Linked DNA regions of Homo sapiens: region 2 is linked to region 1. The links are chromatin contacts, found by Hi-C or POLR2A ChIA-PET in ENCODE. All regions are on one chromosome and are shown on one strand. Each heading gives the region's core, a stretch centred on a gene start or an enhancer-like site at or near the end of the contact. The rest is flanking DNA. Distances are from core to core; before and after follow the strand shown.

The links. Hi-C counts contacts between places; a loop is a spot of excess contacts on that map. ChIA-PET counts read pairs that join two places held with the same protein, here RNA polymerase II (POLR2A). Pooled maps may share reads with other maps.
Region 2: a loop to region 1 is called in a map of naive thymus-derived CD4-positive, alpha-beta T cell, with 15 times the contacts of the local background. The contact joins the promoter of BEX5 here to the promoter of TRMT2B in region 1. A Hi-C loop is called at or near these places in 1 of 168 maps with a recorded cell type or tissue (naive thymus-derived CD4-positive, alpha-beta T cell) and 6 of 50 pooled maps. POLR2A ChIA-PET finds 5 or more read pairs at or near these places in 1 of 52 experiments (naive thymus-derived CD4-positive, alpha-beta T cell).

Annotation. Positions count from the first base shown.
Region 1 is chrX:101,050,358-101,054,014 of GRCh38, forward strand. It overlaps TRMT2B (tRNA methyltransferase 2B), which reads right to left and starts at 1,754. Exons shown (of 14, transcript NM_024917.6): 1 at 1,460-1,754; 2 at 894-1,376.
Region 2 is chrX:102,154,260-102,157,916 of GRCh38, forward strand. BEX5 (brain expressed X-linked 5) reads right to left here and starts at 1,718. Exons shown (of 3, transcript NM_001012978.3): 1 at 1,600-1,718; 2 at 485-551; 3 at 1-43. The coding sequence starts at 6. RefSeq lists an enhancer at 1,535-1,674.

The DNA.
Region 1 (3,657 bases), core at 504-3,003:
TCTTTCTTAATGTCAGGGGAGACATTTGTTCACAGAAGAGACTATTTTCTTTTTATATTTTGTCCTGTTTTAAATAAGTGCTTGGGGCCAGGTGCGGTGGCTCACGCCTGCAATCCCAGCACTTTGGGAGGCCGAGGCTGACAGGTCACCTGAGCTCAGGAGTTTGAGACCAACCTGACCAACATGGAGAAACCCTGTCTATACTAAAAGTACAAAATTAGCCGGGTGTGGTGGCGCACGCCTGTAATCCCAGCTACTCGGGAGGCTGAGGCAGGAGAATCGCTTGAACCTGGGAGGCAGAGGTTGCGGTGAGGCGAGATCACACCATTGCACTCCAGCCTGGGCAACAAGAGTGAAACTCTGTCTCAAAAATAAAAATAAAAAATAAAAAATAAATGCTTGGGGGCCAGGCTCGGTGGCTCTCGCTTGTAATCCCAGCACTTTGGGAGGCCGAGGCAGCCGGATCACAAGGTCAGGAGTTCGAGAGCAGCCTGACCAACAGAGTGAAACCCAGTCTCTACTAAAAATACAAAAATTAGCTGGGCGTGGTGGCAGGCGCCTGTAATCCTAGCTACTCCAGAGGCTGAGGCAGGAGAATCACTTGAACCCGGGAGGCGGAGGTTGCAGTGAGCCGAGATCGCACCACTGCACTCCAGCCTGGGTGACAAAGCTAGACTCCGTCTCAAACAAATAAAAAATAAAAATGCTTGGGAGTTTTTTCCTCAGCAAAAAAAAAAAAAAGCGTGTGAGCAGTCGTGCTCGACTGTTCTATACCTGCCTCAGGAATTGATCAGGAAGAGTCCTGGAGTCCAGAGTAGCCCAAATAGGAAGGCAGGCTAACTCTCCTGTGCTCAGAGAGGTTCAAATCAAAGAGACTATGTGGTAGGTCTCACCTGCGCAGGGCCAAGGATCCCTTTTGGAGCAAAATGTTCACCCACCGACAAGGGTCCTGCTTGCACTCTCTGCTCACCCTTCCTTCAGCTGGACCGGCTCCAGACACTATTCCTTGCTAAACCAAACAAGCAAATGGGTTGACTGCTGTGTCGTGTCCCGAATGCAGCCCACAGGCAGTCAGGTCCTTGTCTCCCCAACAAGACTCCACTAGCCCTTCCATTCCCTTCTTCTTTAGGCAAGTTCTGCCCACTGTGTCTGTAGGAAGGGTTAACAAAGAGGAGACACTAGGAAAGGCTACCACTAAACTTGGCCGGTCTGCAGGGCCCGGGAAGGACAGAAAGTAAGGGAGTGGGAGGAGTTAGGGCACAGGCCCACGCTGGGCCGTACACGACCTTGCGCAGTCACCGTCGGGTCCCGTCTCCAGCCCCGCCTGCCTCCTCCATTCCCCGCCCCGCGGACAGTTTGGCATAGTAGGGAGTTTTCTGTAAAGCAAGGGTTAAATCAGGTTTTCCGGGCTATTTATCCACCTTACCTTCCTTCGTAACCAATAAATCCTCTTACAAACCTGAGGCGGCAAACTAAAAGGCCAGCGGATGGCCTGGTTTGCTGCGGCGGGGAAACAGTCACTTCCTGGTGCGCAAGGCGCCTCTACTCCCGCCGCACGCGCAGCCAACCCTTGGCAAGCGCGGCGGGACACGGGGCTCCTCCCAGCGTCGGCGAGGCAGCAGGCTCCGGCACCTCGACTCCTCTCGGGGAGTACCCCTCCCTACTTTGCTGGGGGAACCTTCTATGGAGACCTTCCTTAAAAGCACTCATAGCCCTGACACCCGCCGCCTTCCTTCTCTAAGTTCTCCTCTCCTCCCCTCCCCGGGGCCCCGCCCACCACCTGCTCTTTCCTCACCGTCCCATTGGTGGATCTACATAAGAGACTCACGAAGACGTTCACACTGCAGTGTTAACTGCGTTAGCCATCCCAGGGGTGCTTGCAGTTTAAGTCTTCCAACTCAAGGAATAGTTTTCTCATGATAGAATTGCAGACATCAGATCCCTAACGGGTTGGAAGATTGGGAGATGAGAAACAGGGTGGTTCCGTGAAATGGCATCCTTTGGTAAAAGCCAGATCTATTCTGGGCCGTGGGGTTTCTCAAGCATTCATTCTCTTTTAACACTGCATCAGAAAAATACTTTATAGTTTCTTCACTGGATCCCACTCAAGACTATTAAATCCTAAACCCTCAGAAATAATCTTTTTCTTCAACTACAGAACTCAAAAAGAGGACAGATGTCTCTTTTTGGTTGATTCACTACCTCCTGGACTACATTCAGTAATACCTCTAATTTTTAGAGGAGTCATTAGCCCAGCCACGAGTAAGAAAACTTGAAGTATACACACATCTGTGTGCTGTAAAATATTGTTGCTTTAATAGAGTAAAATTTACAGCAAAGTGAACCTACCGAGGTGGGTGCAGTGGCTCACGCCTGTAATCCCAGCAGTTTGGGAGGCCGAGGCGGAAGGATCACCTGAGGTCAGGGGTTCGAGACCAGCCTGACCAACATGGTGAAACCCCATCTCTACTAAAAATACAAAAATTAGCTAGGCGTGGTGGCGCACGCCTGTAATCCCAGCTGCTCAGGAGGCTGAGGCAGGAGAGTCACTCGAACCCAGGTGGTGGAGGTTGCAGTGAGCTGAGATCATGCCATTGCATTCCAGCCTGGGCAAAAAGAGTGAAACTCCGTTTCAAAAAAAAAAAATAGTGAACGTACATTTAATGATATTTAATTTTTATGCTTAATAGTAATTGTGCTCAAGTGGAAAACACTTTGTAGTCAACATTTCATGTATTAATATTTATTCAAAGCATAACATGCCTATTATGTGCAAGGCAATGTGTTAGCCTTAGTGAGTACAGTAGTAAATTAAACAAGGCCCAATACTTCAAATAGCAGCAAACATTGAGTCAGTCAGAATAGGATTCAAAGCCCAGATCTGCCACTTATTTTCTATTTTTCTGTTTTTTGAGACAGAGTTTTGCTCTTGTTGCCCAGGCTAGAGTGCAATGGTGTGATCTCGGCTCACCGCAACCTCCGCCTCCCAGGTTCAAGCGATTCTCCTGCCTCAGCCTCCCGAGTAGCTGGGATTACAGGAGTGCACCATCACGCCCAGCTAATTTTTGTATTTTTAGTAGAGATGGAGTTTCACCACGTCGGTCAGGCTGGTCTCGATCTCCTGACCTCAGGTGATCCGCCTGCCTCGGCCTCCCAAAGTGCTGGGATTACAGGCATAAGCCACCACCCCCAGCAGATCTGCCACTGATAAGCTGTGTCCACTGAGCAAGTTATTTAATTACTCAGTGCTTCAGTTTCATCATCTGAAAAAAAATGTCCACAATAATTTTACCTACCTCATACGGTTGTGACAACGATTAAATGAGTTAATACACACAAAGTGCTTAGAATACAGTAAGTACACAAAGTTAGCTATTATCATTCAAAATAAGTTGATATACTGTGTGTTCATACATTCTGAAGAAAATAAAAATATTTTACCCCAAAATAAATGTATTTGCCATATGTTTGAAATGGCTGCCTCAGGACCAGAGGACTGAGATGGGGGAAATTTGCATCTGTAGAGAACCTCCTTGAATACAGCCAAGCTTCCCATTTCTATGCCTTACCTGGATCCAGGAGAGATTGAGAGTCTGACATCTTTAAAAGTTTGAAAAGAAGCATTTACCAGCTATTCTTTCGGAAGGAGGCTTCCTC
Region 2 (3,657 bases), core at 468-2,967, 1.1 Mb after region 1:
TTCCATGTTGAGTTTTTTTCCTGTTTTTTTTTTTTTTTTCTTCCTAGAAGATAAAAAGCAAGAAGAGGGAATGAATGCTTGATAGGATTCAGAGCTCTGTTTGGCAAAGGTTTTCCCACCTGAGAAACTTTATGAACCCTGTAGGGGGCGCCCCAGACCCAGCGCTGCCCCAAAGCCCATCATTTTCCCTGAAAATCCCTTCCCCAGGCCACTCCTACCGCCAAAATGCAAGACGACTTAGCGGAGGGGGACGATCATAGAGAGACCAGACTTCACCTCCCTGGGATCCTAATAAGCTCTCCAGGAGCGCCCCAGATCTCGCCCCTCTACTCCCTTCTTCCCTCATCAGATACAGGCTGTCATTTTATGAAGACTCTCCTAAGTTTCTCCTGCACTCAACTCGGGCAGGAAGGGCTGTGAGTCACCCAGATTCTGCTCTGATCCTTGATACCCCTACACCAGAGGGCCCCAGGCAACCTCCTACCTTCAGGGATCAGAGGCAGTCTTTCTCTCTTAGCCTTGAAATCGGCTGCACAAACGCACTTAAAGACCTGCAGACAAATGTGACAATTACCAGGACTGATCTTTTAATCAAAGGACCGGTAATGGGAGTTGATTTAGGGTTCTCCTAGTATTAGCACCTTCTGTTTCTCCTCCATCCTGTCTCACGGCTTCTTTTCCCACCCTGTGACAGGCTATCCCACCTTCCAGAAATAGGCATCAAAGATGATTATTTCCAAAACGTTTTAACCTCTTCTTTAGGCGCCCATCTCTACTGTTTCCTCTTACCTGTCATCTAGTTACCCTTTCTGCAACGCAGGCAACTTGCCTGGCGGGGGAGTTAGAAGAGCTTGCTGAATGAATACGTAGTTTATTCACAAAGAATTTCAATCTAGATATCCATCAGGCCCTCTCTCCACCCGATCCCCACTCCCATGCCCACCATTTTATGCATCAAGATGGACGATGAGTGAAGAGGTATGTGGGCATTGAAAACTAGGACCTGCTGCGGTCTCTGCGCTTTGTCATTCTCACTCCAGGATCTACAGGTAGCGCCCACGCTTACACCGACCGACCTGCTGAGACCAAAAACAGTTTCTCGCTCCTCGCCTCTGTCCCTCAGTCAGAAGCTCGCCCGCTCAACTGCCGCAATAGGGACCTGCTTTCCAGACCTAATCTCTGTCCCCCTCCTCTGCAGCAATTCCTCTCCTCGGCCCCCGCAGCCTATCATTTCCAGCTCTAAATGGGTAGAGGGTGAAGAAAAGATACCTAGAAGGCAGGCCTAAAACCTTGGCAGGGTCCGCCCTCCCCAACCCTTGGTTGCCGGCTGTACCTCCCTCCCGCGGACCTGCAGGAAGCAGGCTGTTTCCTTTCAGTCTCCTCCACCGGCTGGACTCCATCAGACATTGCCCGATGGCCGGCCTCCTAGGAGATCTCAAATGGTACCCATTCTCAATCCAGCCCCCTCGGGAGATCCTCTCCCCAACCGCTCCATTTCTCGCACTAAACGGGTGTGTATCTGGAAAGGGTGTGTATCCAGTCCTAGACCCGCTCTGGTCTTTGCCCTCTGCTGCTCACACACCGGTCAGCGCCACCTACCTGCCAGGGCTCAGGGGTCAGCTTCTACCACTTTCCACCTTTCCTGGGCAGCTGGCTCGCCTGCCTTCAGGGCAACAGCGAGCCGTCACACGGCCAGCGACAACTACCAGACTGCAACTAGGAGGAGGGACTAATCCACGCATTGGCTCTGGGTCTCCTAAGGGTCACGTCACTGTGAGCTCAGATTTCCAATTACCATTCACACCCGCAGTGCGGCAGGAGGGTGGGGGCGGGACTGTGGGCGGGGCCACCTTTCTCTTCATTCGTGCTTTCTCCACCACTACCACAGGCTACTATCCACCCCTCTATTTTTTTATTTAGCGATCCCCACGACCAAACGGGTCATAATATTTTGTATTTGGCTTGCTCTGGTTTCTGCTGGAGCTTTTAAAAAATCGCTTCTTCCTCTTCTATACACCTAAACGCACACTTCTCTCCCCTTCACGTCCAGCAAGTAAAGCCCTAACAGTCTTGTAGGGCTTGGTCCCAGATTGGAACCCGGAGAAGGGGTGGGGAGCGAGAGGCTAGGAAGTCTGGAAAATAGGCAGGAAGTGGTATTCAAATTTTTTTTTCACTTCAACTACTTTCCTTTTTGTTTGTTTATTTGGGAAGGGGGTTCCTTTTATTTTTCATCAGCATGCATTCATTTTGTTGTTGTTTTTATAACTAGACAATACAATTATTTTCAGTTGAAAAAACAGGATTCGAGTTGTAAAAACATGGCAATCTGTTTCTCCTGCTGAATCATATTATAAATATAAACCTTCCAGAAAGCATTCCCCTGCCTCCTTTAAGGACTTTGAAATAAGGCCGGGAGCGGTGGCTCGTGCCTGTGATCCTAGCACTTTGGGAGGCCGAGGTGGGTGGATCACGGGGTCAGTAGTTCAAGACCAGCCTGGCCAAGATGGTGAAACCCCGTCTCTACTAAAAATACAAAAAGTAGCTGGGCGTGGTGGCAGGCGCCTGTAATCCCAGCTACTCGGGAGGCTGAGGCAGGAGAATTGCTTGAACCTGGGCGGCAGAGGTTGTAGTGAGCCGAGGTAGCACCATTGCACACCAAGCCTGGGCGATAGAGTGAGACTCTGTCAAGAAAGAAAGAAGGAAAGAAAGAAAGAAGGAAAGAAAGAAAGAAAGAGAAAGAAAGGAAGAAGAAAAGAAAAGAAAAGAGGAAGGAAAGAAGGAAAGAAGTGATTTTCTCGTGAAGGATCTCTACATGTCCTTCCGTGAAATGATGCATTGAGTCTAATAGAGCCTCTCTGGTGGATTTTCATGTCTTGAGAACCTGTGACAAACTGATGATCTCCTCTAAATTGTATTAGTGTAACCACAATTTACAATAACACCTAGCCCTGATGATTCAGGACAATAATTTGGGGAAGCTACCCTGACAGATGAAAATGTATTGTGATGGACACATAGAGGGGAACAACACTGGGGCCTACAGGAGGGTGGAGGATGGGAGGAGGGAGAGGATCAGTTTACCTATATAACAAAGCTGCACATGTATTCCTGAACTTAAAATAAAAGTTTAAAAAGTATTGTGAAATTACAATGTTAAGATAATAGTGTACCAGAATAAATTTAGAACAAATGAACCAGAAAAGAAATTCAATTATCAAACCCAAATATGGAAAAAATGCTAGTAAATGCATTGAAATATTTTGAATCAGTGGGGAAAGGTTAGATTGAAGAAATTGTATCGGGATAATTGACTATTTTCAAAAACAATGAAGTGCCTTATCATTCTCATACACTTAAAAATAGACACTAAATGTTTGCATAAAAGACATTAAACCATTAAAAATAGAACTTAGCATGTTATTTTTTATATAATAGAATGGAAAAGTTGTTTTAAATACAGCACCAGATCCTGACAAGACCAAAAGGCAACTGGCTCAAATCTGCTGGGGACCCTCCAAGTCTCAGAAATGATTTAGAGTGCTCCTCAGAATTATCCTAACTAGTGATGAGAAGTTGGGGTATTTTTCTACAGACTTGGCCCTCTATTGGTGGATGTCACGCTGAGGATGTTAAAATCTCTGGCACTTTTAAGTTGTC